2 separate regions of the Homo sapiens genome follow, and region 2 is linked to region 1. A link is a loop called in an ENCODE intact Hi-C map of the cell type or tissue named here. Cell type or tissue: sigmoid colon. All regions are shown on one strand. Each heading gives the region's core, and the rest is flanking DNA. Links, peaks and the distances in the headings are about the cores only.

Region 1 (15,863 bases), core at 3,541-11,540:
CCTGTAATCCCAGCTACTCGGGAGGCTGAGGCAGGAGAATCGCTTGAACCCCGGAGGTGGAGGTTGCAGCAAGCCAAGATCACACCACTGCAATCCAGCCTGGGCTACAAAGACAGATTCCATCTCTAAATAAATAAATGCTGTTGTTTTTAACCCACCCAGTTTATGATATTTTGCTATAGCAGCCTCAACAGGCTAAGGCAACTGTCCTGTGGATTATTAACTAGTTGGCTCTTTATACAAATTCTATTGAGCACCTAGCACGTACCAATTACCAGTCTATTCACTGCAATAAGCAAGCCAGACAGGGTCCCTGTCCTCCTGGAGCTCATGGTCTGGAGAAGCACCTGGACTGTTCTTTGGTAGTGGCATCTGAATCCAGAGCTTCCTGAGTTTTGCTCCTAGAGGACCTTGTGCAGAGCTGCCTGCTGAGGGGGAACAGCCCAATGGCTTCCTAGCGCACTTGCCAAATACCTGCCTCCAAGCCGTCTGCTTCTTCCATCAGGTCCTTGCTTTTGGATCCCAGAGACTTCATTTCCTGCCCTACTTTTCCTTCCAAGAGCTCAGTGGAGAGTTCTCTTCCTAAAAAAAGAGAAGCTTACTTCCTCAGCAGTGTTATCTCTGGGTCTCAACCATAAGGCTGGAATTTTCCCACTCAGCCATGGAGTAGTGTTGCCCTTTCCATCTTCCTGAAGCCAGAGCATGCAACATGTGGTAGAAGCCATTAGTAAGAGATGGGTAGCAGTCAAGGGCATGGCCCCAAGTCTGGACTCGTGGCTACTGGGGAGAAAGGGAAATTGATGAAGCTCCTATAGTGTGACTGCTATTGTGTGCTACATTCACAGAATCCCCAACTGCCCTATGATGCAGACCAGGCTCTCCAAGGCTGGGTCCTGAGAAATGGTACTTTCTTCAGATGTTAATAGATTCTGTGTGCAATTTTGGGAAATTCTATAGTTCTTTGTTCAGTGCTTTTAATAGGCTAATGTGCATGGTGAAACTCAAAGGGGGAGGTTATGACAGGCAGTCTCCCCCAAATTTATTTCACCCAAATGCCCCATACTAGATTGAATAGTGTCCCCCCAAAATTCAAGTCCACCCAGAACCTCGGAATGTGGCCTTATTTGGAGATAGTCTTTGCAGGCATAATTAATCAAGGTGATGCCACGCTGGAGTAGAGGGAGCCCTAACCCAATGACGGATGTCCTTAGAAGACGAGAAAACAGAGACACATGGCGAAGAAGGCCATGTGATGAGAGGGTCAGAGACTGGAGAGATTCATCCACAAACCAAGGAACGTCAAGGGGTGCCGGAAACCCCCGAAGCTAAGAAGAAGCAAAAAAGGAGCTTTCCCCTCAGGGTTCAGAGGGAGCATGGCCTGGCTGACACCTCGATTTTGGACATCTAGCTCCAGAACTGTGAGAAAATAAATTTCTGTTGTTTTAAGTCACCTGGGTTGTGGTCATTTGTTACAGCATCCGCGGGGAACTAATATGACCCCTTTATACCTTGAATCCTATTAACCAGTGATACAGGTTACCACTTTGAAAATAGGCAATGTGGTTGTCCCCACTTTACAGATGGGGAAACTGAGATTCTTTGAGGATCAGTAGCTTTCCTCAGGCTCCACAGAGTGTGGCTTCCATAGCAGTGTCAGAGCTCACACCTGGGTCTCTGCGTCCGCAGTGTTGAACCCTCTCCCTGGTGCCACAGCTGCATCCTTCAGACCCGGGCTTTCGTGGTTTCTAGTGAGTCTCAGGTGTCTGTTTCCAAAGTCGTTGCTCCCCTTCCTGCCTGGCACCCTGCAGTGACAAGCCAGCCCTGGAGGCCTCTCTATGCAGGATCCTCTCTTCCCCTTGGCCATTGAGAAGGGAAGTGTCCTTGCATCAGGCTGCCTTGTTCCAGAATCTCTAACGGACTGAGGAGTCCAAGCTGGGATGAATGGGACTCAGGCCACTGTTTCCAGGTGGGCTCACTGCCTTTGATGTCTGCAGCTGCTGAGAGGCCCTCTGCGTCATTTCACTGAGCCCAGGGCGTACCCTTCGTGGAGGAAACCACAGCCTCTCATCTGACCAGGAGAGGGGAGATCTGCCATCTCTTTGCTTTCTTTATTCTCTAGACAATTTTTTTATTTCTTTTAAAAACAAATACATGCTTTTTGGAAAAAAGTAATCAGGCTGAACTCAGTGGCTCATGCCTGTAATCCCAGCATTTTGGGAGGCTGAGGTAGGAATGTCACTTGAGGCCAGGAGTTCAAGATCAGCCTGGGCAACAGAGCAAGACCTTGTCTCTGCAGAAAAAAAATCTTTTTATTACCTGGGCAGAGGATCACTTGAGCCCAGGAGACTGAAGCTGCAGTGAGCTATGTTCATGCCTTTGCACTCCAGCCTGGGCAGAAAGAGTGATATATTATCTTTAAAAATTAAAAAATTATTATTATTTTTGAGACAGAGTCTCACTCTGGTTGCCCAGGCTAGGGTGCAGTGCCTTAATTGCAGCTCAATGCAGCTCAGGTTCCTGGGCTCAGGTGATTCTCCCACCTCAGCCTCCGAGTAGCTGGGACAACAGGCACGAGCCACCAACCCCAGCTAATTGTTTTTATTTTTAGTAGAGATGGAGTTTCGCCACGCTGTCCAGGCTGGTCTCAAACTCATGGGCTCAAGTGATCCACTCACCTTGGCCTCCCAAAGTGCTGGGATTACAGGTATGAGGCACTGCACCAGGCCAAAATTTTTTTAAAAATCAGAAAATATAACAAAGAGCAAAGAAGAAAACAGATATTACTTATATAGCCACCAGCAGTTTACTATGTATAAATGTCCAGAAGGAAAAAAAGCTATATTCATATATGCATCTGGTTATATTATATATAGAGAGTCATGCATTCACAGCTCAAATTCAACTATGTTTAAAAATAAACATTTATATATAAGCTCTTTTTACTCTTGGAGAAATGTGGCCATAATAACAATTTTATACTCTATCCTAAGCATTAACACAGGTCCTTAAAAATTCTTTGTATGTATCATTTAATATGGCTACATTCTACTCTATCAAGTGGATCACCACTTATTAGTCATTTATTCTATTACCAGGCATGCAAGTTGTTTCCAGTTTTTCATTAACTCAAAAAAAAAAAAAAAAAACCACACACACACACTCTTTTGAGCGCGGTTGATGTAAGCCTTTATATACATTACTGATGGTGCCCTTAGCATGACTTACTGGGTTCAAGGTCATGAACATAACTTTTTTTCTTTTGAGACAGGGTCTCACTCTATCACCTATGCTGGAATGCAGTGGCACAGTCAATCACAGCTCACTGCAGCCTTGACCTCCCAGACTCAGGTGATCCTCCCACCTCAGCCTCCCAAGTAGCTGGGACTACAGGCGTGCGCCACCACACCCAGCTCATTTTTGTATTTTTAATAAAGACAGTGTTTTGCTGTGTTGCCCAGGCTAGTCTCGAATTCCTGGACTCAAGCATTCCACCTGCCTCAGCCTCCCAAAGTGCTAGGATTACAGGTGTGAGTCACTGCACCCAGTCAGAATATAACCTTTTTACAGCTTTATTGAAGTATAATTTACATAACATAAAATTCACCTATAGTAAATATACAATTCAATGATTTGTAATAAATTTGTATACTTTTACAACCATGTCCACAATCAGTTTTAGAATATTTTTATCAACCCAAAACATTTCATGCTATGCTCATTTGCAGTCAAATATAGTCCTACTTTAAACCCAGTCAACCACAAATCTACTTTCTTCCTCTATTGATTTGTCTTTTCTGGACATTTCGTATAAACAGAATCATACAACATGTATTCTGTTCTGTGTGGCTTCCTTCCCTTAGCATACTGTTTTTATGGTTCATTCATGTTGTGGCATGAATCAGTACTTTTTTCTTTTTATGCTAAGTACTATCTCAGTGGATGCGTTTATTACATTTTGCTTATTCATTCACCTGTCAATGGAAATTTGGATTGTTTCCAGTTTTTGCCTATTAAGAACAAAGTTGCTGTGAATATTTGCATACAAGTCTTTGTGTGGACGTATGTTTTCATTTCTCTGGGTTACATTCCTAGGAGTAGGTCATATAATAAGTTTATAGTTAACTTTTTAAGAAACTGCCAAATTGTTTTCCAAAGTGGTTGCTCCATTTTATGTTCCCACCAGCAACGTATGAGAGTTCCACTTTCTTCACATCCTGTGGTACCTCTTCGTGGTTGAATTTGCATTTTCCCAATAACTAAGGGTGTTGAATGTCCTTTCATGTGTTTATTAGCCATTTGTGTATCTTTTTCAAAGAAATGTCTGTTCAAATGTTTTTCTCATTTTTAATTTGGTTGATTGTCTTAGTGTTGTAAGAGTTCTTTATATATTCTGGAAATAAGTCCTTTATCAGATATATGATTTGCAATTCTTTTCTCTTAGTCTGTGGCTTGTCTTTTTGGGGTTTTTTTTGTTGTTGTTTGTTTTTGAGACAGTCTCCCTGTCGCCAAGGCTGGAGTGCACAGTGGCAGGATCTCAGCTCACTGCAACCTCCTCCTCCCAGGTTCACACGATTCTTGTGTCTCAGCCTCCCAAGTAGCTGGGATTACAGGCATGCACCACCACGCACAGCTAATTTTTGTATTTTTAGCAGAGATGAGGTTTCACCATGTTGACCAGGCTGGTCTCAAACTCCTGGCCTCAAGCAATCCACCCGCCTCGACCTTCCAAAGTAATGGAATTACAGGCATGAGCCACCATGCCTGGCCTTGTCTTTTCATATTTTTAATGGTATTTCTAGAAGAGCAAAAGATTTTCATTTTGATAAAGTCCAATTTACCTTGTTTTTCTTTTTAGATTGCCCTTTTTGGTGACTTGTCTAAGAAAGTTTTGCCTAACAAGGTCATAAACATTTTCTCCTATGTTTTCCTTTACAAGTTTTTAAAATATAATTTTAAAATAATTTTTCATTTTGAACATAATCCATAGTAACATTAAAAACAAATAGAAAATATAAACAGGGCACAGTAGCTCACACCTGGAATCCTAGCACTTTGGAAGGCAGAGGCAGGTAGAGTTCAAGATCAACCTGGGCAACATAGTGAAACCCTGTCTCTACTAAAAATACAAAAATTAGCCAGGCATGGTGGTGGGCACCTGCAATCCCAGCTATGTGTGAGTGTGTGAGGCTGAGATGGGAGAATCACTTGAATCCGGGAGGCAGAGGTTGCAGTGAGCGGAGATGGTGCCACTGCACTCCAGCCTGGGCAACAGAGTGAGACTCCTTCTCCGCCTAAAAAAATAAAAAAATAAAATTAGCCAGGTATCTTGGGGCATGCCTGTAGTCCCAGCTACTTGGGAGGCTGAGGTGGGAGGATTGCTTGAGCCTGGGAGATCAAGGCTGCAGTGAGCTGTGAGCATGTTATGGCACTCCAGCCTGAGTGACAGATTGAGACCCTGTCTCAAAAAAAAAAAAAAAAAAAGAAAGAAAGAAAAAGAAAATGTTGATCAGCAAAAGGAAGAAGTTACAGATCACTCATAATCCCCCTGCCCCAAAATTCATGTTTTGTTACACGTCTTTATTGGTTACCTATTGCTGCATAACAAATTATTCCCAAAATGTAACAGCTTAAAATAACACATTTATTATCTCAAAACTTCTGTGGATTGGGAATCTGGGAGCACTCTTCTTGGTGCCTTTGGCTCAGGATCACTCACAAGGCTGCAGTCAAGGTATCCCCTGGGGCAGCCATCGTCTCAAGCCTCCGCTGGAAGAGGGTGCATGTCCAAGCTTGCCCATGTGGCTGTGGGCAGGCCTCAAGTCTTCACTGGCTGTTGGCTGAAGGCATCAATTTCTTGCCATGTGGGTCTCCCCACAGGGCAATTCACAACATGGCGACTGGCTTTCCTGAGAGCAAGCAAACAAGAGCAGGCAAGAAGGTGCCCAAACAGGCCACCCCCTTTTTGTAACTTATTCATAGAAGTGACATCCCTTTATCTTGTGCCCTGCTGAATGCTTAGAGGTGAGTCACCAGGTCCAGCTCACTCTCCAGGGAAGGGGATTGCACAAGTTCTGAATACCAGGAGGTGGGGGTCATTGGGGACCGTATTAGAAGGCTGCCACGATGTCCTTCTTGTTACTCATCTTTTGTTGTTCTTACGTATTGGGTGGTAAATCTTCACCTGTGGAACTTTTTCCACAGATGCAGGGGCCCCTTTCTAGATTCTAGATTCTCCTGAATCAGGATCTCCTGAGAACCGCAGTTCTCTGTATGCTTATCTCTGAAAAGCTCCACAGGTCATTCTAATGGGAGCCAAGTAAGAGTCACTCAAAAGTGAGTATTTCCCATATGGATTACAACTGCATATATGTTTAGAAGCATTTTTTTTTCTTTTTATCCCCTCAAATAGTGTTGAACACAAATGTGTTCCAGGTGCTTGGTTCTCAGTGTGGGGCCATCATTTCCATTTCTCCTCAGGAAGCTGTGTTTTACGATCCCTTTGCAGGCAGAGCCCCACCAACCAGGCCTGGCGATCATGACATCCAATTCCAGGGGCTGCAGGGGAGCCCTTCCTTCCGAGTGAGCCACGAGGCTGCCTGCCCTGGTGTTTGGCTTCAGGCAGCTCTGACATCAATCTGTCATTCCAGAGGACACTTTTAGATGTAAGTCTGCTGGTGTGGGGACTTTATGAGAACAGGAATCCCTGGCTGTGAAATTGCTGGCATTTCATGATGTGAGAGAAGATTTACAAGCTCCATGCTGAGCTAGGCTCTTAACACAAGCCCAAGCAGTTACACAATCCAGCCTGCCAGGCAGGCAGAATGTGCAGGGAGCGGCAGGTGGGAGGAAGGGGAAGCTGCCACTTTACCATGCTCAGGACGCCTGGCCCTATCCAAACACCCACTGGGGGCTTAGTGCAAAGTTGCCTTAACTGTATTCACTGCAGCACGGGTCCCTCTGCAGATCTTAGTAAGCAAATGGGCAGTGGTATGTTGTGAGACTGTGGATTCAGAGAGGAAGGAATTTCAAAGGTCACTCTCTCCCGTCCTCTCCTGATGCTCCCCTCCCACCTTCCTAGCTAAAAGCTAACTCCTACTCCCCAATCCAAAGGAAACACAAGCATGCCCTCTCCCATAATCCTGTTCAATTTTTTTTTTTTTTTTTTGCATAACCCTATCTCTACTGTGTATGTATACATTTTAGTTTTTTCATGGCTTTTTTTTTGTGTGTATGTGTGTGTTGTTTATCTCTCCTGCTTGAATGTGAGCTTTCTAAAAGCAACAGCTTTGCCTGTCTTGTCAGTTTTACTTCTGGCATTCAAATCATTGCTAGACCTCAGTACATCCAGACATTGCTAGACCTCAGGCGCTGGCCTGTAAGGTCCTGAACGCCCTGCTTCCAGTATCCAAATATTCATTCATTCATTGAATGCACAGTTTTACCACTGTACCTGCTCAGGTCTCCTAAGCTTAGTGGTGGCCTCATCACACTGATTTTCACCTTGATAGGTTGATTCAATGAATGAATTAATGACTGTTGTGATTCTGCCAGGGGCAGAGAGCTCAGGACCTTATGGATCAGCCCAGCCTGGGTCTGATGGCTCTCACTCTTGGCCCCTCCTCATTTTTCCCTGCTGTCTCCCTGTGTGTACCCCCCTTCATTGTCCTCACTTGAAAGGCCACTCTGAACTAGCCTGCTCCTCTTGGAGCGCCCCAGAGATTCAAAAACAGCAGCTGCATGCTTTTCAAGATGAATGTCCCTGTTTCTTTTAGCTGTCTCTCGCGTGTCATTGTCATCCTACTCACCATCCTCGGGAGGGGTCTAGCGAGCCATTGTCCCTCAATAATTTGGGTTAAGTCTTTGAGATTCTTAGTAAGTCTTGGCAGTTTGCAGATTTTGAGACACTTCCCACTCAACACTTAGCTCATTTCTTCATGCTCAGATTTTTCATGTAGAAAAACAGTCAGTGGGTTTAATTGAGGATTGGTGCTTTTAACCAATTCTCTCTCTGTTTCTTTGCCCAAATTTTCTAGTGGACAACAGCCAAAAGTAGGGGCCCCTGGATCTTCAGGGTCAAATGGCCCTATTGTTTCCCCCCTACCAGAAGTATTTTATGGTCCCACCCTACAGAGAAGAGGGGACCAGCCCCCTGTCTCTCACTGAAGGGCAGTCTCACTTGGGAGGGGTGGAGTATGTGGGGCCTGGGACCCCTAGGGTACTTTTCCAGAGTCTGAGATGAAGGAGGTGTGCTGTTTGAAAATGGACACATGGGCTGGGTGCAGTGGCTCACACCTGTAATCCCAGGACTTTGGGAGGCTGAGGCAGGTGGATCATGAGGTCAGGAGTTCGAGAGAAGCCTGGCCAAGATGGTGAAACCCCGTCTCTACTAAAAATACAAAAATTAGCCGGGTACGGTGGCGGGCACCTGTAATCCCAGCTACTCGGGAGGCTGAGGCAGGAGAATCTCTTGAACCTGGGAGGCGGAGGTTGCAGTGAGCCGAGATTGCGCCACTGCACTCTAGCCTGGGTGACAGAGCAAAACTCTATCTCAAAAAAAAAAAAAAAAAAAAAAAAGAAGGAAAAAGAAAATGGACACATGATATTCTTATTATTCTCACCATTTAATCTACAAATTCAATTTTGTGGCCTCGTGGGGAGAGATATCTAAGTGTGCGGGTTTATGAAGGTTGAGACACTGGCTGGGACTTGGCACCTGTCAGGTCTCCTATGCTTAGAGTGGCCTCACCACACTGACATCCAACTTGCATGCTGATTCTGACTTCCCCCTCTTCCAGCTGGGCACAGTGCTCCTTTTGGCTCCAGGTGCAGAACCCAAGTGTACAACAGGAAGATCCCTGCTCCGCCTCCTGGGAGGGGTGTTCCTCCCAGGAGGAAACCATGTGGAGGGGTTTGATAAACTAGCAGGCGGCCAGCAGGGAAGGGTAGGTGTCGCATCTGGTATCCATCAGCCACTGCTCTGTCCCGGGTCCCAGGTAGCCTCCAATCTCTGAAGAGGGCCCTGAGCCCTGAACTGGCAGGTGTTTGTTTATCAGAGATTTCTGGATGATCTTGCAGGTGACAGGGAGGAGCAATGATTACGTACGTCCCCTGCTTGACAATCGTTCCATTCATTCATCTGCCCATTCCCTTGCCCAGCCGACACGTGCTCTGGGGCCCATGTAGCCAGGCCCTGCGCCGCGTTCCTCTCTCCTCTTTCCCTCTTCTTGCTGCTCCACCTCCCTTCACAAAGGAATTTATGTAGACTTTCAAATAAAACATTCAGCCATAAAAAACTAAATGCCCAAGAACACTCAATTATGCAAAAATGCTGCTTAATTTTCATGAAAAAATTTTAAATAAGAAAGTACCCAAATGAGAGTTTTGTAGAAACATCCACATCAATTTCTGGCTGAATAAAATACCCCGAGTCATTTCTTATTGAAAGTCTACGCACTTCAGTATCATTTGGAAAAATAATCACGGCTTACATATTTCATAGTGGAGAGTTGAGAGGGCAGGGATTCGGGTGACAACTTTATTAAAGAAAAGGACAAAGTGGGTTTCGTTATCCATGGAATCCTGCTTGGGCCGCTGGGATTCAGATAAGTGTCAGTGTCACTTAGAAAGGTGACTTAGGATTATATACTGTCACAAAACAAGTAACAAAATTTAAAAGGCTGGTTGTTTGGGGGCCTTATGAAGACACGTATCTGTTGTCTTAATGATGAGAGAAGCCCCATTCTATGGATGTGGCTGGGCAATTATGTGGGGTGCCTGCTCTGATGGCCACTTCTACCACCATCAAACCCCTGGCATCTAGAACTCTGAGCATCACCATCCACTACTGCCCATCCGGTTCACAAATGGCAGGGCCCACAACACAGAGGTAAAGTCAACATTTTATTTGGAGATGTTTACTGCTGCTACTAATTGAAACCCACCATCAGAGCATCAGACCTATAATGGACATTCTTGGGGACCATAGCCCACCCACTTATCAGCCCTCACCAGTTTTTGGATCCCAGTTTAGGTGCAAATCTCTTTGTGCCTCAGTCTCCTCACTTCTAACATGGGTAATTGCACAAGGATTAGCTCTGGGAATCTCATAGCAGCTGCTGTTGTGTAAACAATAAGAGGTTCAGAGTGTTCTGAGGAGTCTCCTGATGTTCCAGAAGGTCTGTGTCATTGAGTCTACGAAATATGAGGACCAAAGGGCCTCCGAAGATGGGAACACATTGTCCCCTGCCACGCTGGTGTGCACGCTGTGTACCCTGGCTCTGCGGCTCCCTCAGACATCTCACTCACCCCCAGCCAAGGTTGGTTGTTCTAAACCCCCCACCTTCAGAACATTTATAGCTTTAATTGTGACATGAGGGCCACAGTGCCTCCCCACTCTGGCCTATTTCTGTCAGATCCAAGTTAAGAGGGGGTGACCTGACACTCGTGGCGTGTGCAGCCTGAAGGGAGCAGCTGGAGCCTCTGGCAGCTGTCTGAGCACATGGGCGTTGGCTCCGGGCAGTGCGGGCTCGAATCCCAGCTCCGCCATGAATGGCCATGTGCTCTTGGGGCTGACTTCTCTAATCTTGCTGAGGCTCAATTCTCCATCTCTAAATCAGGGGTTAAAAGCACCTACCACACACACAGTGTTGCTGTTCAAAGTGAAATATGTGCAATGGGCATAGTGTGCTGCTTGGCACAAAATAGGTGCTTGGTTAATGGGAGTGGCCTTCCTCCCCACCAGCTTCCTTCGTGGTGCAGCAGACACTCGGCAGGTGTGAGCTGCCCAGGCCAGTCTGGGAGAAGTGGTTTCTCCTGCAGTCCTGGGCTCCACAGTGGGGCCAGTTCTCAGACTTGCCTTGCTTGGCCATTGGCAGGACTTCCAGAACCTTCTACTGTTTCTGGCAGTGGATGGAACAGGGGCTCCTCAGGATGGAACAGGGGCTCCTCAGAACTCGCCTTCCACCCAGTCCCTGTACCAATGCTGATCCCTGCCTTGAAGTGACTGCTCTGGGGTCCCAGGCTCTCCCCAGCCTCTCTTTCCACGTCTGTATGTACCAGCGCTGGGGGGGGCCCAGACTCTGATGAACAACTGTAGGAATCTCAGCTCTTAACTCTAGCCAGACACATGATCATCTAGTTGTAAGGCCCTTTGGTCATTTGCTTATAAGGACCATTTTGGAGAATATATGACATTTCCAAGAACACAGGGAATGTTTCTGCCCACCCCTCCCCAAGCACCCCCGACCCTACCTCTTTCTCTCCCTCTCTCTTGCATCTTGGCCCACATAATCCCTAACTCCAGGTGCTTGACCACTGGGCTCATATCTTGTTGTTCTTGCTTGCCTTGTTTGGTTTCATTTTTCCTGCAGGTTTTTGGGTAAATCATCTTTGATCCTTTTGAAAGTAAACAATGAGTAAATAAATCTGAGTGGAAGCTCTCTCAAACATTAACTCCTGTTGCGCAGTTAACTAGTTTCTGTGTTGACCTCAGAATTGAGCTTTTCTAACAATCTGTTTATTGAAGAGTTTCTGGAGCTTACAAGTTAAAAAAATGCTTGTTACCATGTGCGGTTACTAATGTATGTTCATCAGAACTCCTTCAATACTGTGTAAGCAGTCAATACAAAACACAGAGATAAATCAGGTGCAGAGGGCGGACTACAGCTGAGTAGCAGAATCCCTGATTTCATTTTGTTGTTGGTCAAGGAAACTTCTTGTTCACATAGAGTTTATGTCATAGACCAACTTATTGTGAAAGTAAGCAAATGCTATATTTACTTACAAAATTTAGTACCATATAACTTTTATGAAGTATGTTTATGCAAATTCTTTTTTTTTTTTTTTTTTAGAAACAGTCTTGCTCTGTTGCCAGGCTGGAGTACAGTGGCACGATCTTGGCTCACTGCAATCTCCACCTCCCAGGTTCAAGCGATTCTCCTGCCTCAGACTCCTGAATAGCTGGGACTACAGGCATGTGCCACCACATCCGGCTAATTTTTTGTATTTTTTTAGTAGAGATGTGGTTTCACCATGTTGGCCAGGATGGTCTCAATCTCCTGACCTCATGATCCACCCGCCTTGGCCTCCCAAAGTGCTGGGATTGCAGGCATGAGCCACTGTGCCCGGCCTGCAAATTCTTTTAAAGTACACTTTTATAGTTGTATAATGCCAGTGTAGACTAACCTCTGTAACAACCAACCTTCAAATGTCAATGTCTTAATATCTTACTTTCGTATCAAAATACAAAGTGAGTCAGCAGGGAGACTGTTCCAGTGTCATTCAGGGACCCTGACTTCTTCCATCCTGTGGTTCTACCTTACCCTGGGTACTCTTCACTCAACTTATGGATGGGCAAAGGGAAGCGTTCATCTGAGGTGGTCGTGTGAGTCTGTGTGAGCCTGCAAGCACTGCCCATCTCTTACACCCACACCCCATTGGCCAGAACTCTGTTCTCTGATAAACAGTGGCATCGTTGTTGTGCTTGACCACAAGAAAAGGAATTGTGTGTCCAGGAAAGAGAGAAGATGCATGTAGCTGAGGAGTGGCAGTTTCGGCTGTAAATATATAACCTCACCCAAGGGGGTGCTTCACCTAAAAACTTGCAGTAGGCAGAATGATGGTGTCCCCAGTGACGTCCACGTCCTCATCCCAGAATCTGTGACTATGTCACCTTACATGCACAAGGACCTTGCAGATGGGATTAAGCTGAGAATCCTGAGATGGGGATGTTTTCCTGGATAATCTGGGCAGGCCCAGTATCATCACAAAGGTCCTTAGAAGTGGAAGAGGGAGGCAGGAGAGTCAGAGAGAGGTTTGAAGATGCCGTACTGAAGGCTTTGAAGGTGGAGGAAAGGGCAAGGAACCCAGGCAGCCTCTGGAAGCAGGAAAAGGTGAAGGAATGAATCCCTGGAGGACGCAGCCCTGCCAACACCTCAATTTCAGCACAGTGAGACCCATTTTGGACCTCTGATCTTTAAGACTATGAGATAATAAATCTGCATTGTTGTAAGCCTCCAAGTTTGTGGCAATTTGTTACAGCAGCCATAGGAAATGGATACGGAGCTCTCTCAATGTTGTATCCCTACCATGTGCCTGACCCATTGGAGGTTCACCCAGTAGGCACATTTTTTTCATGTGGGCTTCAATGGGGGAGCAAAGGGCACCTGTGAAGCAGGAACTGAAATGATGGAGGAAGGGGGGACCGTGTCCTAAAGGTTAGGAGAGTGTTTTCACGAAGCCCAGGTAAGAGAGGGTGACTGAAATTGCAAAAAGGAGACGCCACGGAAGGCGATGTCCTGGAAGCCACAGAGTAAGAAGCACACCTGTTCCTTTCCCTCCCGCCTCTTTGGGCCAGCATGTGGGGAATGAAGTGGTTTCTGATGATGACGAGGTGGCATCAGGGGAGCCATGCTTCTCTTCTGGTGAGGGAGGAGTGTGGGAGCAGAAGGATCACAGAGGAGACGGGGAGAAAACAGGAGAGTGGTTAGGGGCTCAGACTCAGGAGTTAAACTGCTAGGGTCTGAAGCATCCTCACTCCCCTTCCTGTTACCTAGCAATGTAAACATAGGTATTCTATCTTCTGGCTGTGTAACAAGCCACCCCAAAACCCAGTAGAGTAAACATCCATTTAGTTATGCTTATTCTGTGGGTCGGACAGGGCACAGTGGGGACAGGATTTCTCTGATCTATGACATCTGGGCCTCAAGGGGGAAGGTTCAATGTCTGGGGGATGACTCAACCGCTGGGGACTAGAATCACCTGGATTTCCACCTAGACTGGAACACCTGCATGTGAGCTCTCTGTGTGTGCTAGGATTTCTCATAGCATGGCAACTTTGGGTCACCCGACTTCTTTCTTGGAAGTCCGGGCTTCAAAGGTAAGTGCCAGGCTGGGCTTGGTGGCTCATGGCTGTAATCCCAGCAATCTGTGAGGCTGGGGAGGGAGGATTGCTTGAGGTCGGGAGTTTGAGACCAGCCTGGACAACATAGCAAAGACCCTGTGTCCATTAAAAAAAAAAGAAAGAAAAAAAAGCGAGTGCCCCAGCTCATAAGGTGGAACTTGTAGCATCTCTTATGACTAAGCCTCAGAAGTCACGGTAGGTCACTTCTGCTTCATTGTATCGGTTTACAGTCAAAGCCCACCCGGATTCAAGAAGGGCATCAGACTCTGTCTCTTAATAGGGCCCTGGCAAGGTCCAAGCAGAGCATGTCAGTTGGCAGATATCGTTGCAGCTGCCTTTGGAGAATACAGTCTGCCACATTTGGCAATTTCTTTACCTCCTCTGAGATTTGGTTTCTTCATCAGGAAGATGGTGGTGACACTGTGATATTCTCATCTGGATTAAGCATGGAAAGCCTTTGGCAGTGCCTGGTATGTGATAATGTCATAAGTGTCCTGAGACAGCAGAGCTCATGTGCATTCTTTCTCGTGGCTGCATCCACAGTGCCTCCTACAGTGCCTGGCATGTGAATGAACTTGAAAGGGCTGTGTCAGATTGTCAGTGTATCCAGTAGTTATTGCTGTGTAACAAACCACCCCAAAACTTTGTGGCTTAAGACAACAGCCATTTTATTTGCTGTGGGTTTTGTGATTTCAGCTGGGCTCAGCTCTCCTGGGATCGTTCATGCTGTTGCAGTTCCTGGCAGTGTGGCTAAGGCTAGGTCTTCCGAGGTGGCTTTACTCATGCATCTAGCAGTTAGTGCTGGCTGTCAGCTGGAACACCTTGGTTGGCGTCCACATGGCCTGTTCAGCAGGCTAACTCAGGCCTATTCGCATCCTGGCCTCAGGGCTCCCATTGTAGCCAGGAGAGCAAGCCCTGATAAGTGGGTGCTTCATAAGCCTCTATCTGTGTCTCATTTGCTCATTTCCTATTGTCCACAGCAAGTCACATGGATTGAAGCCTGAGTTCAAGGGATGAAGAAATAAACTCCACTGCTTGGTAGGAGAAACAGTAAAGTCACATCGCAAAGTGCACAGAGATGGGAGAAATCATTACAGTGATCTTTGCAAAGTTTCCCACAATCAATAACTGAAATAACTGAAAGGCAGGCTAGAGGTTGGGAAGGGGTGGAGGCTCAGTTAGCCTGAGATGGAGGTGGCAGGGAGAACCACTGAGCACATGCAGTCGATCCATGGACACGTGTCAGGGGGCTTCACTCCAACTTCTGGCTTACACCACAGGGACATGGATTGTTTCACATAACAGGGAGTGCAGAGGCAGGACAAGCAGCTCAGCTGAAATGGCCACTCAGCAAGGTCTTCTGCCACCAGGTTCTTTCCATCCACTCTCTGTCCTTTTTGGCAAGGGCTTTGTGCCTTAGGCTCTCATAAGATGACTGCAGCAACTACTAGAGTCACATCTAGGCACAGGTGGGGAAAGATCAGAAACCTTTCTCCAAATCCAGCCCAGCAGTCTTCCTCTTATGGTTCCTTGGCAAGGACTGGGCCAACAGGATGGGACTACCATGGTTGGCTACATGGTTTCCCAGGGCTGTGTAACAAAGTACCATGCACTGGGTGGCTTGAAGAAACAGAATTGTATTTTCTCACACTTCTGGAGGCTGGAAGTCCAAACTTGAGGTGTCAGCAGGGCCATTCCTCCTCTGAAGGCTGCAGGGGAATCCTCCCTTGCCTCTTCCTAGCTTCTGGTGGTTTGCTGGCAAGTCTTGGCCTTTGTGGCTCATTTATGTATGATTCCAATCCTCTGTCTTCACATGGCCTTCCCTCTGTGTCTTCACATCAGGTTCCCTGTAGGCATGTCTGTGTCCAAATTTCTCCTTTTCATAAGAATACCAGTCAGATTAAGTCCCACCCAAATAACCTCATTTCAGCTTGATCTTCTCTGTAAATACCCTATTTCCAAA
Region 2 (8,000 bases), core at 1-8,000, 200 kb after region 1:
AAATGTTTGTCCTAGGCCTTATTCTAAGCCCTAGGTACAGCAGGGAACCATGCGAAGTCCCCACACCTCCCTGCACCTTAGAGATGTGGCTCAGTATTGCTGTACTAGATGAGATCTGTTATATTTAACTGTGCATGTGCTCATTTGTTTGCTCAACTCTGTGATATTTCCTGAGCATCTACTATGTACTAGGAATACAGCAGGGAGTAAAGCAGACAAAAATCGTCACTTTATTGTCAAAGCGTGACACCCCAAGTGGTGCTTCACCAACAAAGGAGTCCATGATCACAACATTTGAGGAATATTTTGTACTGATCTTGCCAGTCCTCCCCCGTCCTGGAGACTAGCAAGATTCATTAGCATGTCAAGTCTCTGAGGCATCCTTGTAGGGAAGTTTAATCAACTTTGTGAAAGTCAGCTGTCCCATACTTATGTGAACATTTTGTTTTTGTTTTGGTTTGCTTTTTTTGAATATTGCATTCTACATACATAGTTTTGGTAGACTAGTGTTTAATTCAGAGATATTGGATTAAAGACTTAGAATTTTAAAAGGAAAACCATATAATTAAATATTAAATGGAATTAAGTATTGATTAGATATGGGGTGATAACCTTCTAAGCATAAATCCTCTAATAGGAAGAACACCACACAGGGAAAACATGACACAAATCTGATTATATACATTTTTAAAACTTAATGTAGAGTAATAAAATATTAAATAGACCATTAGACTAGGGAAAAATATGAACTAAATGTAATAACAAAGAAGTTCATTGCATGGTATTTTCAAGGTTCATTTAAAACAGATGTTCCTGGGCACCTCTCATAGTGTAGATGATCAGTTAATATTTGTTGATTAAAGAGTCAATGATAAATAGGCAAAGGCTATGAACAGGCAATTTACCCTTAAGCAAATTTTAAAAGTAAACACTAAAAAGAAAAAGCAAGCATTTACAAAAGTATTCCTACTTGGTTTTTAAAGGAAGTAAATTAATTATGGTGCACATGGGCCAGGTGCGGTAGCTCACACCTGTAATCCCAGCACTTTGGGAGGCTGAGGCGGGCAGATCACTTGAGGTCAGGAGTTCGTGACCAGCCTGACCAACACGACAAAACCCTGTCTCTACTAAAAAAAAATTAGCTGGGCACGGTGGCACATGCCTTTAATTCCAGCTACTTGGGAGGCTGAGGCACGAGAATCACTTGAACCCAGGAGGCAGAGGTTGCAGTGAGCTGAGATCATGCCACTGCACTCCAGCTTGGATTACAGAGTGAGACTCTGTCTCAAAAAGAAAATAATAAAAATTATAGTGCATCTACTGAATTAGTAAAGAAAAAAGTAAAACTGTAAGAAAAAAATATGAACTTCATCCCAAGTATTGAGTAAAAAGTAAACTGGGAGAATCTTTTCCTGGGAAGCATTATGGCAACCCTGATTAAGATCCAGAAAAGGGCTCTGACCTCTTGGCCTAATAATTCTACTGCAGGGAATTTATCCTGAGGAAATAATCCAGCAGAAGAAATAAATCTGTGCAACTTGAATGTGTAAGTCGGTCAAGCAGAGTGGGTGGGCTGTTCCCCTTTATTTCTATAAATGCATTCATTTTTACAACTTAAGAAAAAAAAAGGCTTAAGTAAGTAAAAGAAGTTACTGCATCTTTTACTGCCCCCCAGCCAGCTGTTATATAGGGAACATTTTCTCTGTGCCAGGTAGTGGGCCAAGAATTTTATGTGCAGAACTTCGTTAGCTCTTCACCTCCTTGTGGCAACCTTGCGGTCAGTACTGATGTTAAAGAAGCTCCTGATACTAGGGAGGCAGAAGCAAGTCTAGAGCCACATTTTCCACTGTGAAGGGACTGAGTCCCACAGCCCAGGCTAGGAGTCAGGTGCCTGCTCTAAGAGGAACCTCGGTGCATGCTGAGGGCCTGGGCTCCACCAAAGACCAGGCTTTGCTCCCAGCAGTTGGTACTGACTCAGTGGCATTAGACAGGTCCCTTCTGTGAACTGGGGCTAAGGATGCCTCTAGTGTAGGGTTTTTCAAGGTGTCTGACTCTCAGGACAGCAAGATCTCTTTGCCATGTTCTAGATAGCACTTTCCTGATCTTGCACAGCATAGAGCGCCCAGAGGAAAACTTGTCGGGCATTCTCGATTAACTGGGGCTCAGAACGCCTGACAGGACACCTTCAGGTTGGGAACTAGACAGCGGTCTCGATTCACACTGGTGGCACCATCTGCTTTCCTCCAGGTTTCTGATTCCCCAGCCTTCTTAAAGGCAACAGCCACCTCCCTTCGGACACCCAGGCCTCAGCTCTGGAGCTCCCCTTCCCTCCCACCACCTGCCGGTGGACTTTGGTTTTGCCTTAGTGAGTGCCCGAGTCTCAGCAAGGAGGGGGCATAGGCTCTCACTTTGTGCCCAGCTGCCCGCTTGCTCCACACCTGATGTCTACTGGGCATGTCCAGCCCAAATGTCCACTCCAACTGCTGATTTTCCCCCAAAACAGGCTCTGCCCTTAGCCTTCCCCATTTCTGGAGACTGCAATTCCCCTTTTCTTGTTGCTCAGCCCAAAGGCCCTGGAGTCATTCTTGACTCTTCTTTCTCTTGACCTCACACGAAATCCATTAGCAAATTTGAGGAATATCCAGAAGCTGTCCATTCCTCACCACCTCCGCACTAACCACCCTCCGCCACTGTCATCCAAGTTATTGCAGCCACCCCTCTGAGGCCTCCTGCTTCTCCCTTCACCCCTCAACCTCCTCAACAAAACAGCCGGATTATCCTTTTATTTATTTGTTTGTTTGTTTTGAGACAGTGTCTTACTCTGTCACCTAGGCTGGAGTGATGTCAGCTCGCTGCAAACTTCACCTCCTGGATTCAAGTGATTCTTATGCCTCAGCCACCCGAGTAGCTGAGACTACAGGCACCCGCCACCACACCCAGCTAACTTTTGTATTTTTAGTAGAGACAGGGTTTTGCCAGGCTGTTTTCGAACTGCTGACCTCAAGTGATCCTCCCGCCTCAGCTTCCCAAAGTGCTGGGATTACAGGTGTGAGCCACTGTGCCTGGCCTGGATGATCCTTTTAGAATTTATGTCTCACTGCTGCTCAAAACTCCAGCAGCTCTCCAGCTCACTGAATGCAAACTCCATGAGGGCAGGGGTCTTGGTTGCCTTTCAATGCTTGTATAACCCCGACAGAATTGCACTTAGCACATAGTGGGCCCTCAAAAAATATTTTTAGGATATATGCCCTCTGGCCTGGACCTCAGACTGCAGAACATGCAGCCATCTCGGGCTGGGGAAGGTCTGGCTGGCATCCAGCATGGTTCAGGAGGGAGACCTGGAGGAAGAGAAGTCTGACATTGTGTGTCCTGGCTGCCACTGCAGACCCCCTGATTATGAGAAGGGAGTTTTGATTTTGCTTCTATTTTGCCTTCTGAGGGGCATCATTGTCATGTACAACTCTTGGGAGAGCTGGGTCTGCACAGCAGCAGGTGGGCCTTGGATGCCTCCTCTCAGGGACAAGCTGAGGTTGGCAGCAGAGAGCAGTTCCAGCAGCATCCCTTTTGGGGCATCAAGGCCCAGGCCACTGGCCCACACACATCCTCTGTCCCCTCTTCACTGTGCCTTGCTCTGGGGTCCTGACACAGGAATCCAGGTGGCAGATGTGAGACAAGGGACAGGGTGGGGAACACTCCACCCACCATAACCTGGGCTGGAGGGTGCGGCCCCCATGCCAAGGCATATGGGTGGCTCAGCATGGCTTTGATCCCCTGAGCCCAGTTATCCTGCAAGTGCCTATAACTGAGACCAAGAGAGGCTGCCTGCCCGGCAGCAGAGGGGCTGAGGAAGCAGGGGACCCACCCTCAGATAAAGAGGCCAACTCGGCCGGGCGCGGTCGCTCACGCGTGTAATCCAAGCACTTTGGGAGGCCAAGGTGGGCGGATCAGGAGGTTAGGAGATCGAGACCATCCTGGCTAACATGGTGAAACACTGTCTCTACTAAAAATACAAAAAAAAAAAAAAATTAGCCAGGCGTAGTGGCAGGCGCCTGTAGTCCCAGCTACTCGGGAGGCTGAGGCAAGAGAATGGTGTGAACCCGGGAGGCGGAGCTTGCAGTGAGCCAAGATTGTGCCACTGCACTCCAGCCTCGGCGACGAGCGAGACTCCGTCTCAAAGGAAAAAAAAAAATAAGAGTCCAACTCTTCCATTTGTAGGAGCCTAGAAATGCCAGAAGATCAGATTTTCTCTTTTCCCATCCCCAACCCACACCAGGCCCTGGCTGTGACTCCCTTGGGGACATGTGGCAGCTGGACGGGGATTGTTTGCTCAGTGCTGGGGTCTTGCTGCTGCTCTGGCCAGGTTCTGAACAGGAGGGAATGACAGTGGGCCCCAGGCTACTTCCCTTCCTGCTTTACAGGGTTGCTGCTGGGCTGCCTTCCGAGAAACTTAGAGTTCTTCCTGCCCTCCTCATTCAGAGGAATGCGGGTATGGGTCCTGGCTGTGCCCAAAGCTGAAGGCTCACAGCTGGCCAGACACAGTGCCTGTAGTGTCAGAAGAAGAGGGAAGAAAAGAAGCAGGTTCCAAGAAGAAGGCTCCAGACATGCTGCTGTTAGCAAAGAAATTCAGCTTCCCTGATACTCTGGAGCCTGCAGAGCTGTTGGGAAGATACAGCGTGTGCCCCCACCCCTCACCTGAATGGAGGAGTCCTGGTGTCCAGAGGGAGCCATGTGCTGAGGGCTGGTGCCAGATCGCCAGCCGTCTGTGGCAGCATTTCCCTGTGTCTGGCCCAGTGTCCAGGATGAGGGCTTCGTGGGAGGAGCTGCTCAGCTCTGCTGAGGGCCGTGGGGAAGGGGCTGAGGCTCGGCACTGCCTGTCAAAGCTTGCATCTTCCTCAGGTTTACATTTTAATTTATTGGTCCCTGCACAAAGGCTACTGCTAGGGCCAGCCAGGGCCCCTTGAATGACGCCTGGCTTGTGGGCAGTGGAGGGTGTGTCCGTGTGTATCTGCACACCTACACACACGGGCCAGGTCCACTCCTGGAAGGAGTACAGCAAGGCAGGACAGCCATGCCCCAGGGCAGAGGAGCCAGAGGCCGAAGATTGCCCATCAATTGGTTCACCCCCTGAAGATCCGTGGACTCCTGTTCCCATGACTGCACCCTGAGGGGTCACTCTCAGAAGCCCCCATGAGGGCAGCCAGCCCATCTTGGTACCTGTGCCTTTTCCCTAAAGGGCCACACACTGAAAAGGACTTTGGCTCTGGCATCGACTAGTCTCCTTCCCAGAGCAATTGTGACATACACTGGCAGTGGGTAGAAGGACTGCCTGCCACAAGCATCTTCCTAGGGCCCTCCCTCATCCTGCTGGGGACTTGTAGTGTCCCCTCTTATAAGAGGGCAGGGAGGCCACTCTGCTCAGAATCCCAGATATCTACCTGTGTGTGCTCAGATGCCTTCCCCGCCCTTCTCTGGCTGGCTCTGTATTGAAAAGGCGTATCCCTTGCAAACTACATTTTCCAGCTCCCTTGAAACTGGCTTACTGTTAGTTTTGACTGCTGGACGCGCTGGTGTGGGGCTGGAGGGCAGGATCCAAGGGGAAGCCAGGGTGTCCCTCCCAGCTCCCTGCCTTGCAGCAGTGGCAGTGTTGTGGCCTCTGGGCTCTGGTGGCACCAGCTCTTCTCCTTGTCCCTCTGCTGTTGAGGGACAGTGGCCTGCTGCTGCTCCTCTCTGGGTTGCTTCATCCCTGTTTGGCTTTTAGCTCTTCCGGCACCATTGCAGTTCATTTCCTGTCTGGATGCTTCTGTTGAACTCCCTGGCTTGGCCCTGTCTTCCTGACTGGATCCTGATCCTCTTAGTTTTGCCGCTTTCTTTCTCAACTTTTCTCTGCAGAGAGAACAGTGGACAGTGGCCAGAGATGGCTCTGGCCATTAGGAGCTGTGTGACATTGGTCAAGTGTGATAACTCCTCCAAGCTTTGGTTTCCTTTCCTGCAAAGTGGGGTTAATAGCAGCACACAGGAGGCCTGTTGCGTTGTCATCTCCCTGGGTTCTGGGGGTGAGTGGAAGAGTTTCAGACTTGAGTAGAAAGCAGCAGCAATTTCACCCGCAGAACCAGGGAGTGCCGCGCCTCTCCATAACCCTGCGGCAGGGGTCTGGCCAGGAAAGGGCCTCTGGACCTGGCTGTTGGGAGCCATGTGTGAGGACAGACGTTTCCCCAGACCCTGCCTGGCTCTGCCTTTCCCAGGCTCATAGGTAGGCCTTGGACCCGGCACTTAGGATCTTTGAAGTCCTATCTTTTGTCAGGGAGCAGGTATCTGGCCAGAGCTGAGATGAGGCTGAGGTGCTCAGTTCTGGGCAAAGCTGCTTCGTGCCACAGGCTGGCAGCAGCTGCTCTGCAGGGTGCTGGATCCTTCTCACCCATGACTCCTAGGTACCTCCTCTCCTGTCATCCTCCAGCCCCCATTAGAGTCCTTCATTCTCCAAATGAGCAAAGATGGCTTCAGGCAAACTCTTAAAGAGCAGCCAGCCTCAGGGAGACAGCAAGAGGGCTGGTGGTGTGGGCATGCAGCACAGGTGAGCACACCTGGCTCTTCACCTGGGGCTGGCCACATGTGCAGCTGCTCTGTGCCCAGCAGCCGGAGGCCCAGCTGCGGTGATACCCAGCACTGTGCACTCACTGGCTGGCCTGGTGGGTGTTCTCTCTGGACTCCAATCTTTTCCACTCATCCTGTGAGGATGCTAATACCGTTCTCTTAGGGCTGTTGGGATGCTAGGGTGGATGAAGGCATATGGGCACTCGATGAGTCAGTGTTGCTTTTGTTACTGTCATTAGCATTATTTCCAGTATTTGTACTAGTGCCACTAGTATTACTACTGTTATACGCACACAGATGGAGCTGTCTGGGAATGAAAAGAGATATCTGGAAGTAGCCACTTGACTGGAGGAATTTTCTCGTGGAGGTGGCACTGAACCCCATAAAACCCAGCACTAGCCATGGCCTGAGTGTTAGACTGCAGAAGTCGGGGAGGAGACTGGCCTCCTTTGAGGCTTTTTGTCTGGGCACATTGGCAAAAGGGGGCCCAGAGGAAGTACCAGCTTCTTTTTTACAGAGTCTCTACCTCAACACTGCTGTCCCTGCCCTGATGTCTGGGTTCACTGTGAGAGACGCTGGCCCTGGCTCTGTGCTCTGAGAGGCCATCTGTCAGCCGTGCCCTCCACCCTCCTGGAGCCCAGGGAGCCAGGCTGAGCCCTGGCCTGTTCCATCCCTCCATGGAAGGAGGAAAGAGAAAAGCAGGACACTGGGTGTTCCTTACAGGTTTGGTCTGGGCTCTGAGGCGTGGGGGCTGTGGGTCTGGTACCTCTGCAGACTGGCATAGCTGAGCTTGCCTTGGCCACCCGCAGCCGCCTCATCCTGCTAGGCCACCCTGGACTCCACCACTCTCTCCCCTCATCCCCAAGCCCAGTCATAGCAGTGCCTTTAACCCAAAGCTGCTATTGCATGGAAGTCAGATCTCCCTCCCCTTCTGCCTCTTCCATGCCTCACTCTTACATGCTTTGTCTTATCACGTAGATATTTGTGAACATGCCTTATCTCCCTTGTGAGACAGAAAGAGATCCTTGAAGGCAGGGATTGTGGTGGCAGGTTCATCCCCAAACCCCTAGCACAGGCCTGGATCTGAGGAGGACACAGCATCTATTGGAAATACAAGCATTTGGGCACACAGCTCATAGGCACACAAGAAGCAAGGCATGGAGCTGGGTCTTTGCCACAGTCATTCTATGTAATAAGCCTCCCCAGTCTCAGTGGCATATGGCACCTATTTTCTTGCTCAGGAGTCTGTGGGTTGACTGAGTAGCTCTGCTTCAGGCTGTAGGTCTAAGGGCGAGGGAGGCCCCAAGGGATTGACTGGGTTGGCTCCAGGCTATAGCTTGGCTCCAGGTCTGTTCCATGTGCCCTCAATCAGGGACCCTGACTGAAGGGGTAGTGGCCACCTGCGACAA

What was found. Hi-C counts contacts between places; a loop is a spot of excess contacts. Peaks named below come from ENCODE experiments on the same cell type or tissue, not always from the same donor. Only the 100,000 strongest peaks of a DNase experiment are listed, where the experiment ranks them.
Region 2: it touches region 1 in a loop (3-fold over the local background); 6 of 110 quality-filtered maps call a loop at or near these places.

What each region holds. Positions count from the first base shown.
Region 1 is chr11:12,060,342-12,076,204 of GRCh38, forward strand. LINC02547 (long intergenic non-protein coding RNA 2547) reads left to right here. Exons shown (of 2, transcript NR_135109.1): 2 at 1-1,444. Among named protein-coding and RNA genes, the nearest start is that of LINC02989, 19 kb to the right of the region's middle. RefSeq lists enhancers at 5,595-6,794, 5,810-6,332. In sigmoid colon, for the core only: no CTCF peak of the experiment used is centred there; DNase peaks (open chromatin) are centred at 6,050, 6,730 and 10,250; H3K27ac peaks cover 1,752 bases.
Region 2 is chr11:12,264,825-12,272,824 of GRCh38, forward strand. It overlaps a transcript of MICAL2 not described here. Among named protein-coding and RNA genes, the nearest start is that of MIR6124, 110 kb to the left of the region's middle. In sigmoid colon, for the core only: no CTCF peak of the experiment used is centred there; a DNase peak (open chromatin) is centred at 4,477.